2 separate regions of the Homo sapiens genome follow, and region 2 is linked to region 1. A link is a loop called in an ENCODE intact Hi-C map of the cell type or tissue named here. Cell type or tissue: PC-9. All regions are shown on one strand. Region 1 overlaps IL1RAP (interleukin 1 receptor accessory protein). Region 2 overlaps IL1RAP (interleukin 1 receptor accessory protein).

Evidence for each region. Peaks named below come from ENCODE experiments on the same cell type or tissue, not always from the same donor. Only the 100,000 strongest peaks of a DNase experiment are listed, where the experiment ranks them.
Region 2: it touches region 1 in a loop (8-fold over the local background); 5 of 110 quality-filtered maps call a loop at or near these places.

What each region holds. Positions count from the first base shown.
Region 1 is chr3:190,583,822-190,587,821 of GRCh38, forward strand. The region is part of intron 3 of IL1RAP (interleukin 1 receptor accessory protein); the gene reads left to right. Among named protein-coding and RNA genes, the nearest start is that of IL1RAP, 72 kb to the left of the region's middle. RefSeq lists enhancers at 1,119-1,652, 1,653-2,186. In PC-9, no CTCF peak of the experiment used is centred here; DNase peaks (open chromatin) are centred at 2,190 and 2,850; H3K27ac peaks cover 1,585 bases.
Region 2 is chr3:190,531,422-190,535,421 of GRCh38, forward strand. All of the region lies in intron 1 of IL1RAP (interleukin 1 receptor accessory protein), which reads left to right. Among named protein-coding and RNA genes, the nearest start is that of IL1RAP, 19 kb to the left of the region's middle. In PC-9, no CTCF peak of the experiment used is centred here; no DNase peak of the experiment used is centred here.

The DNA.
Region 1 (4,000 bases):
GGTTGTTACAAGTAAAGCCAAGTCTCTAAACAAGAGGCAGGAACTTAACCTTTTAAAATTTATTTTTATTTTTATTCACTCTTATTTACATATGGTCAAATTGAGTTTTTTGGTGTAAGAAGTCTGTGAATTTTGACAAATGCATACAACCATGTAAAAACCACCACAGTTTAGGTACAGAAAGTCCCATTATCCTCCCAAATTTCTCTCATGCTGCCACTGTGCCGTCCCCCCACACCCAGTCACTAGCAACCACTGATCGTTTTCTGCTCCTATAATTCTGCCTTTTCCAGAATATCAGATAGATAGAATTGTACTGGTCTGGCTTCCTTCACTTAGCATAACACATTTGAGGTACATCCATATTATCATATGTTTGAGAAGTCCATTCCTTGTTACCAAGTAACATTCCATTGTATGGATATACCACTGTTGTTTATTCATTCATTAGTTGTAGGATATGTGATTGCTTCAAGTTTTTGGCTATTATGATTAAGGCTGCTGTAAACGTCTATATACAGGCTTTGTCTCAACACAAGTTTTTGTTACCTAGGACTGATATTGCTAGGTCATATGGTAAGGTCATTAGGTATGTTTAACCTAATAAGAGGCTGCCAAACTCTTTTCCAAAGTAGCTATACTCAATTCTGTATTCCCGTCTTCAATGAATGAGAGTCCAGCTGCTGCACATTTCATGAACACTTGCTATTTTCCATTTTTTAAAATGCTAACCATTCTAATAGTTTTACAGTAGTATCTTGTGTGATTTTTAATTTACATTTATATAATGACTAATAATTTGGACCATTTTGTCATATGTATATCTCCTTTGGTGAAGTGTCTGTTAAAATATTTTGTCCCTTTTTAATTAAGTTCCTGATATTTTTCTTTGACTTTTGAGAGTTCTCTATATATTCTGAAAATGAGTTCTTCATTGAATAGCTGATTTGTGGCTTGTCTTTGCTAACCTTTAATTTTCTTGTTATTTTAAAAATCTTGCTCCCAGGCCCATCACTGGATCTCCTATAGTCTCTTAGGTCTACTCAGTATGTTTATAGAACTTCTAGGTTTTTTCAGACACAGTGGGGATCTAGGAAGATGAAAATGACCATTGCCCTGTTAACAAGGAGCTTTTGAGTAGCTGGAAAGAGAATTCAGGTATCCAAATATTTATAACCCACGAAATAATGTCCCGAGTGCCATAGGGATGTATAGATGGTGTGCTATACTGCAGAGTGTTGTCACTCATTGAGGTTTCTGGTTACTAAAATACTTTGAGGCCCCGAAGAGAGAAACAATAAAGACTGTGGATGATTACATCCTACAAACTGTAACAAAGTGGCTTCCCTCTTTACAGCCTCATGTATTATCTTTGATGATGATGGGCATTAGGGGATGAAAAAGGGGCCGTGCCAGGCAATGCAGTCTTTCTCAACTTGATCAGTCACAGTGCCCACTCTAACCATTGTCAAGCAAAAGGACCACATCAGAAGCCATTAGCCTCACTGCATCTCCCCACCCCCTCAGCCCGTTTGCTGTAATTGTCCCATTTGACTTCGTTTAATAACAAATGGGTAAAGAAATTCCATGCTTGACACATGTGGAGTTGCATGTGTGTGTGACCCATCAGACAGCTTCAGGGCACAAGTATACTGCCCAGCCTATCTTTTGCTTCTGCTCATACTAATCATTAACATGTGTCACTTTAGGCTGGGCATGGTGGCTCACGCCTGCAATCCTAACACTTTGGGAGGCCGAGGCGGGTGGATTGCCTGACCTCAGGAGTTTGAGACCAGCCTGGGCAACAGGGTGAAACCCTGTCTCTACTAAAATACAAAAAATTAGCCGGGCATGGTGGTGTGTGCCTGCAGTCCCAGCTACTTGGGAGGGTGAGGTAGGAGAATTGCTTGAACCCGGGAGGCTGAGGTTGCAGTGAGCCAAGATTGCATCACTGCACTCCAGCCTGGGTGACAGAGTGAGACTCCAACTCCAAAAAAAAAGAAAAAAAGAAAAAAAAGTCACTTTATTCATTAAGTACCATTAGTGACTCTCAGTTGCTACAAGGATAAAGTTTGTTCTTACCCTGATTGACCCTAGTCTCATTGACCCTTTACCATTCTCATGCTTTGTGAAATCATCCCACACCCTGTGATCTAACCCCGGCTGACTCATGGACTAACTCATCATGGCTCACATCAGCCTGGACTCCTCCCCTTGGAGGAGGAGTCAGTGCACATTCTATGCATTTTTTCCAGACTTAAATCAGATGCCATCTCTTCTGTGAAGGCACCGATGAGTGTCACCCATCTTGAAGTCCGAATTAAAAGTGCCTTCTGCCCTCCTATGACACGTTGCATCTTTATTTTTTCCTTTTAGCATTTGCTTCATTTTGCTTTGTGTTGTGGTTGTTTGCCTGACTCTCCACCCAGTCTTGACAGTGAGATCTTTGAGAGCACAGTCTATATCTTCCTTGTATCTTTATCCCTCGTTGGAGCCTAACATAAACTGTTGCATGTGGTAAGTTTTCACTGAGGGTTTATTGATTGAAGGACATGCCATAAGCCACAGTTCACCTTGCTTTGTGACCCAGACAGAAGAGGTGTCTCAGTGGCTGATAGTTGTAACTGGAGGTGACAGGGGGCTCTGATGTGTTCTAAGCAAAGACAGCCCTGTTTCCCTATTGGCCGTGATTATGCCCTCCTATCTAGAATAGGAAAAGGGTGATTTGATTTTGAGCAATAAGCAACCTGACTCTAATTGTCTACCTTAAATGCCTTCCATTGTTCTGCTTAAGGTGATTTTCTACCAGCATGAAATGTTCTCCTTCCCAGACAGTTGATGGAGGAGCTGAGTCATGCCTGACTATACTTAATAAGACAGAGGCAGCTAATGCCCCAGGGAGCTGCCTTCGAGGACAGCTTGACATTTCTGACTCCTCTGCTTTTTAAAAGTGGGTGTTGTGAGGGAAAGTTAAGCATGAAGGTAGCTTCGGAGTCTCCACTGGAAACAGGACTATATAGTGACACTCTCTAATTTAGACAGATGTGATCTACCCCGCTGCCTCTTGGCTGTGATATGTGCCTTCCGATGCTGGGAGGTGCTAATCAAGGATGTCATGTTTTTCATGAAAGAGTCTCACTTGCTTACTCACTTTGTTCTACTTTCTATTAATGAGTGCCCACCCACTTCCGTTCTTTTCTCTGAAAAACTGGCTTGATTTATATTTTTCAGAGTCAGGCTAGAAAATACTCTTGAAGTTAGCATGGATTATAAACCCATCATATTATAGAGATGGACAGGGTTACAGATCATCTGGTTTTACCTTCTTATACGTGATAAAACTGAATCCCAAAGCAGGAAAGTGACTTGGTCACAGTCAGCATTAAATTTCAGACTCTAGAGAGTGACAGATCTGCGTTAGAATCCCCGTCTCCTACTGACTTGCTGTGTAATTGTGTGGGTATCTTTTAACTTATCTATGCTTCATGCTCGTCATTTGTTAAATGAGGGCCATAATAAAGCTATCTGAAAGAGGCATTATGAAGAGTGAAAATGATAATAAATGTAAAACACTTAATACCTGGCGTATAGAAAACACTCACAATTAAGTGAATGGTACTGGTAGTTCCTATGGTGGTGGCAGTTTTATAATGGTGGTCACACTGGCAGAATTAGGACAAGAAACCAGGTCTTCTGACCCTATGTCTTTGTTCTCCATAGGGTATACTACAAGATGTATCTCAGGAACTATATTTAGCTATGAGGAAGTTTAAAGTGATCTGTCTGAAGATGAATTCCTATATTCAAAGAAAGGATCAGTAGCGAGTTTGCTGTAGCACAGAAGGAAAAGAAAACATGGTTTGAGATGTTTGTCAACATGAAGAATCAAATTGGGCGGAGTGTTTGAGGGAAGAAATTATATGTAAAATCTCCAAAATAAAAACCAAGGGGCTGAGTAAGACCTGAGAACCTGAGGTCAGTGGATAGAGGACTGACTCTG
Region 2 (4,000 bases), 52 kb before region 1:
AGGACACCAAACACAGGGTAAAGAGGAAAGGGTTCTTTACAAAAGCATACCTGAGTGGATACCTTAACACCCTCAGGAAATCTACACATCTTTGAATTAGGGCATTCCATAAGTCTTCCCTGTCAGCACTTCCCGGCACATACTCCTGAATGTTTAAAAACCAACCATATCTCTTGGCTTCCTACTTGTCAAGACACAGCTGAACTTACTCACTTGTCTTGACTTATGTAAAACACACACTTACAGTCAGTGCTGTATCACCTAAGACTTCAACAGCCAGCAGCAAGTGAATTAAGAAACCGTAATATATCCTCCATTCAATGCACCCTTGCAGGGTTTTGCACCCCTAAAGAGATCCCTAGGGCACATGAAATCGGGTGACTACCCCAGCTTCTTGCTGTGGGGAATCTAGGGTTTTTGTAGTTAATGATATTGAGACATGGACTTAGGGGAACAGGAGGAGGCATATAGAAATCAAGCTTTCGCAGCAGCCATTAAATGGAATACGTGTAATCGTTCTCAAAGAATACTAGATTGCTGGGGCCAAAGAGGCTAAACCTCTGGCTTTGCAGAAAGGCCTCAGAGGAATATGTTGTGTTTATAAAGTCAGCCAAACCTACCTGTAACTGGCTTTCTAGTTCTGGCATAGTGCACTTTCTGGTATCATGCTGCTTCTCTTGTCTTGGTTCTCACACATGAGTTTTGGCCTAATTGCTCTAGTTTGAGAGAGTCAAAGGCAAGTCTTCTAGTAATGAGGGGAAAAAAGGATAATAGCTAACAAGTTGAAGTGCTTACTGTGTGCCAGGTGCTTTACAAAATTACCTCATATAATCATCTTTCTTTTTTTTTTTTTTTTTTTGAGATGGAGCCTTGCTCTGTCGCCCAGGCTGGAGTGCAGTGGCACCATCTCGGCTCACTGCAAGCTTCGCCTCCTGGGTTCACGCCATTCTCCTGCCTCAGCCTCCCGAGTAGCTGGGACTACAGGTGCCCGCCACCACGCCCTGCTAATTTTTTGTATTTTTAGTAGAGACGGGGTTTCACCGTGTTAGCCAGGATGTTCTCGATCTCCTGACCTCGTGATCTGCCCGCCTCGGCCTCCCAAAGTGCTGGGATAATCATCTTGTCTAATTCCATGTGAGGTGCTTTACTGACCCTGTCCACCAATAAGGAAATTGAGAGTCAATGTGGTTAAGTAGCTTGTACAGCTGTGGAGAAGGACCTGAACCCAGGTCTATATGGCTGTAAAGCTCATGATGAAACCCCGTGCTTTGCCTCCCTGTGCTGAGGCGTGCCGTGCATCCCATGGCCCCTATCCAGTTTGCTTGCACGTACAGCTGAACATCTTATAACAGGCGTTTAGTTAGTACTCTGATGTGTCTGACAGTTCCCTAGAAGCTCAGCTTGGACTGAGCCAGCCCATTTGCGTTTCTGGCCTCTTCTTGCTTCCTTTTCTCCTTTTTCAATTTCCTTTTTCGGCTCAGGCAGCATGGGAGATGCCTTAATCAATTGATGATAGTTCCTTCTGTTTTAATGACATTCTCATTTCCTCAGTATGTTTTTCTCACTTTGAGGGTTGGAGAGGGGAGTAAGGGAACAAATACTTTCAAAAACCCCTAGTCTCCTAGTTTTGAAAGTAAGTTCCATGACGTTATGGAAATGCTGCTTTGAAATACTGGAACTGCTGTATTGAATGCCCATAGGTGTCTGTGAAAGAGGGAACCGTAGGCCCAACATGGCTCGAAAGACTTCATCCAGGATAAGTAGGTTGACATGACAAGGGATTTGGGTCCAGCTCAACATAAAGAGACATTTATTACAATTAGGGCCATATGAAAACTACATTAGTAATGAGTTCACCATCACTAGAGATATTAAAAGAGGGCCTAGACATCTAGTTGGCAAGGATGTCACAGGGAGATTTGAATATTGGAAAAAGGAGTTTGAATCAAAATGACATTTAAAGGCCTTTCCGGCCTTGAGATTCTGTCTTGAATTCACTTAGAAACTTTATATTGGGAATAAAGGTTTCCCCTTGTTATAATTAACACCAACTAGTGATGTCTCCTCCTCCCTCCCCCCTGTGCTTCCCCTGTCTGAACAACTACTCGATTTAAGAAGGGGACTTAGGATGAGGAAGGATGTGGTTCCTTCCCACTTGGCAGCACTCCGTGTCAGAATGGAAGACTTGTGTCTGGGCCTGGCACGGTTCCGTCAGGCCCTCTTACCAGCCCAGTCGTGTCTGTGACCAGAGCACGTGGGAGGTGCACATCCGTGTAGAAAAACCTCCCACTGGCTGCCAGCTCTGGATTTTTGAAATAATTCCTAATGAATGCAGTCTTGCCCAGGCCAAACCTCTTACAGGAATGATGACACACCCTGAAACAAGTCCGAGTCAGGCCAGACAAGCATCCCCTGAAAAATACTCCCTTTGCGGTTGGCAGCATATGAGAAAGTATCTTTGAGAGCCGTTTCTTCTTGCCGTTTCAAAGGAAAGCTGCTTGCAGGCCAGGAGGTCAGGAGTGAAAAACTCCTTTTTTTTTTTCTTCTATTTTTTCTTTTCTTTTAATTGGCTTACTACTCATCTGAAAGCTCTGCTAGTCAAATATGATAATCCTTTGATTTAATGTCAGGATTGAGACAGTTCTCTGGTTCTTGAAGGAAAGAGTGTTGCAATGCTAGGAAGTCTCCAGCAGCTGATTAACAGCTTTGATTTGAAAGAATAAAAAGAAAGATACAAAAACTGGCAGTGGGTCCTACCGATCGGTGCTGCAACTAAGAATGGACAGTATTTAAATAAGATGATCTTTCCCCTCAGGATTTACAGAGACTTCCATAATCTCCAGCCCACTTCATTTTTTTTTTTTAATGTAATGTTACAGCTCGGTATGCTTTGCTCAAATCTATCATGTTTGGATATTTCAAACTAGGAAGTTTCATTCCTTGTAGAAAAGCTTCAGAAACTCACCAGATATTTTAAGTCAGGTCAGTCCAGCTCTTCCCAGGAAATAAAGATGTTAAGAACTTCATAGCTGTAGGGACTCCTTAGAGATCCGATCCAGTGCTGCCTATAGGACCTTGGGCCGAGATTTCCCATGTACACCATAAATCTTCACAAAGTCGTGGGAAAAGAACAGCAACTTCAGCTCCTTTTGCAGCCTGATCATTGCTTCTGGGCCCGAGTAGCTGTCTTCTTTTGATATAGGACCATTGCCTGTTCAGACATGACTCTTTTTCCTGGATACAAATGGTATGTTATTTTTAGGGGGCAGTTATATTTCTTAATAGTTTTCAGAGTTGGTAGACAGGCCTGAACTGGGAATCAAAAGCCATCTTCTCACATTTCCACTAGTGAGTTATTGACCTCATGAAAGTCACCTCTCCTCCCTGGGCCTTTACTTCCCAAATAGTGTTCCAAATAACATTAGTGACTTCTGAGGTCCTGTCTAATTTTCTAGATGTCATCCGGATAAGAAGATAAAGTGTAAGAGAATTAAAAAAAAAAAAAAAAAAAAAGAAAACCAGCAAAGTGAAGTGTGGGGCTTAGGAAAATGAGAGTCCTCTGTTTAAAATATGTCTCAGAGAGCCTTGGTAGCAACAAAGGTCCCAAATATAGGAATCTTAGTCTGTACTGTGTATTGCAGGGTATATGGATTTCCTGTATTTGCCTAAGTTCTATTTGCTAAGAGCTGACTAGAAACATGAATAGTAGTCCTGAGGAAGCTTAAAGATGCTATCACATTCAGTTTACTCATTTGACATATCAACCCTGCGGCCTTTGTTCTGGAGGTACACTGAAACTTGAACTCAAGTCTCCTGCCTGCTTGTGCAATGTGCTTTCAAGTACACTGCCTATTCAGTTTATTTAGCAGTGATGAACGCTTACAGAAACCATCAAGCTATGTTTTGAAAGTTAGTTGATTCAAAACAATAGAGTTTAGTGGTCAGCCAAACAGAAGCAAGGAGATTTGCTAGTTTTGCATATGTGTGTGACTTAGTTTCC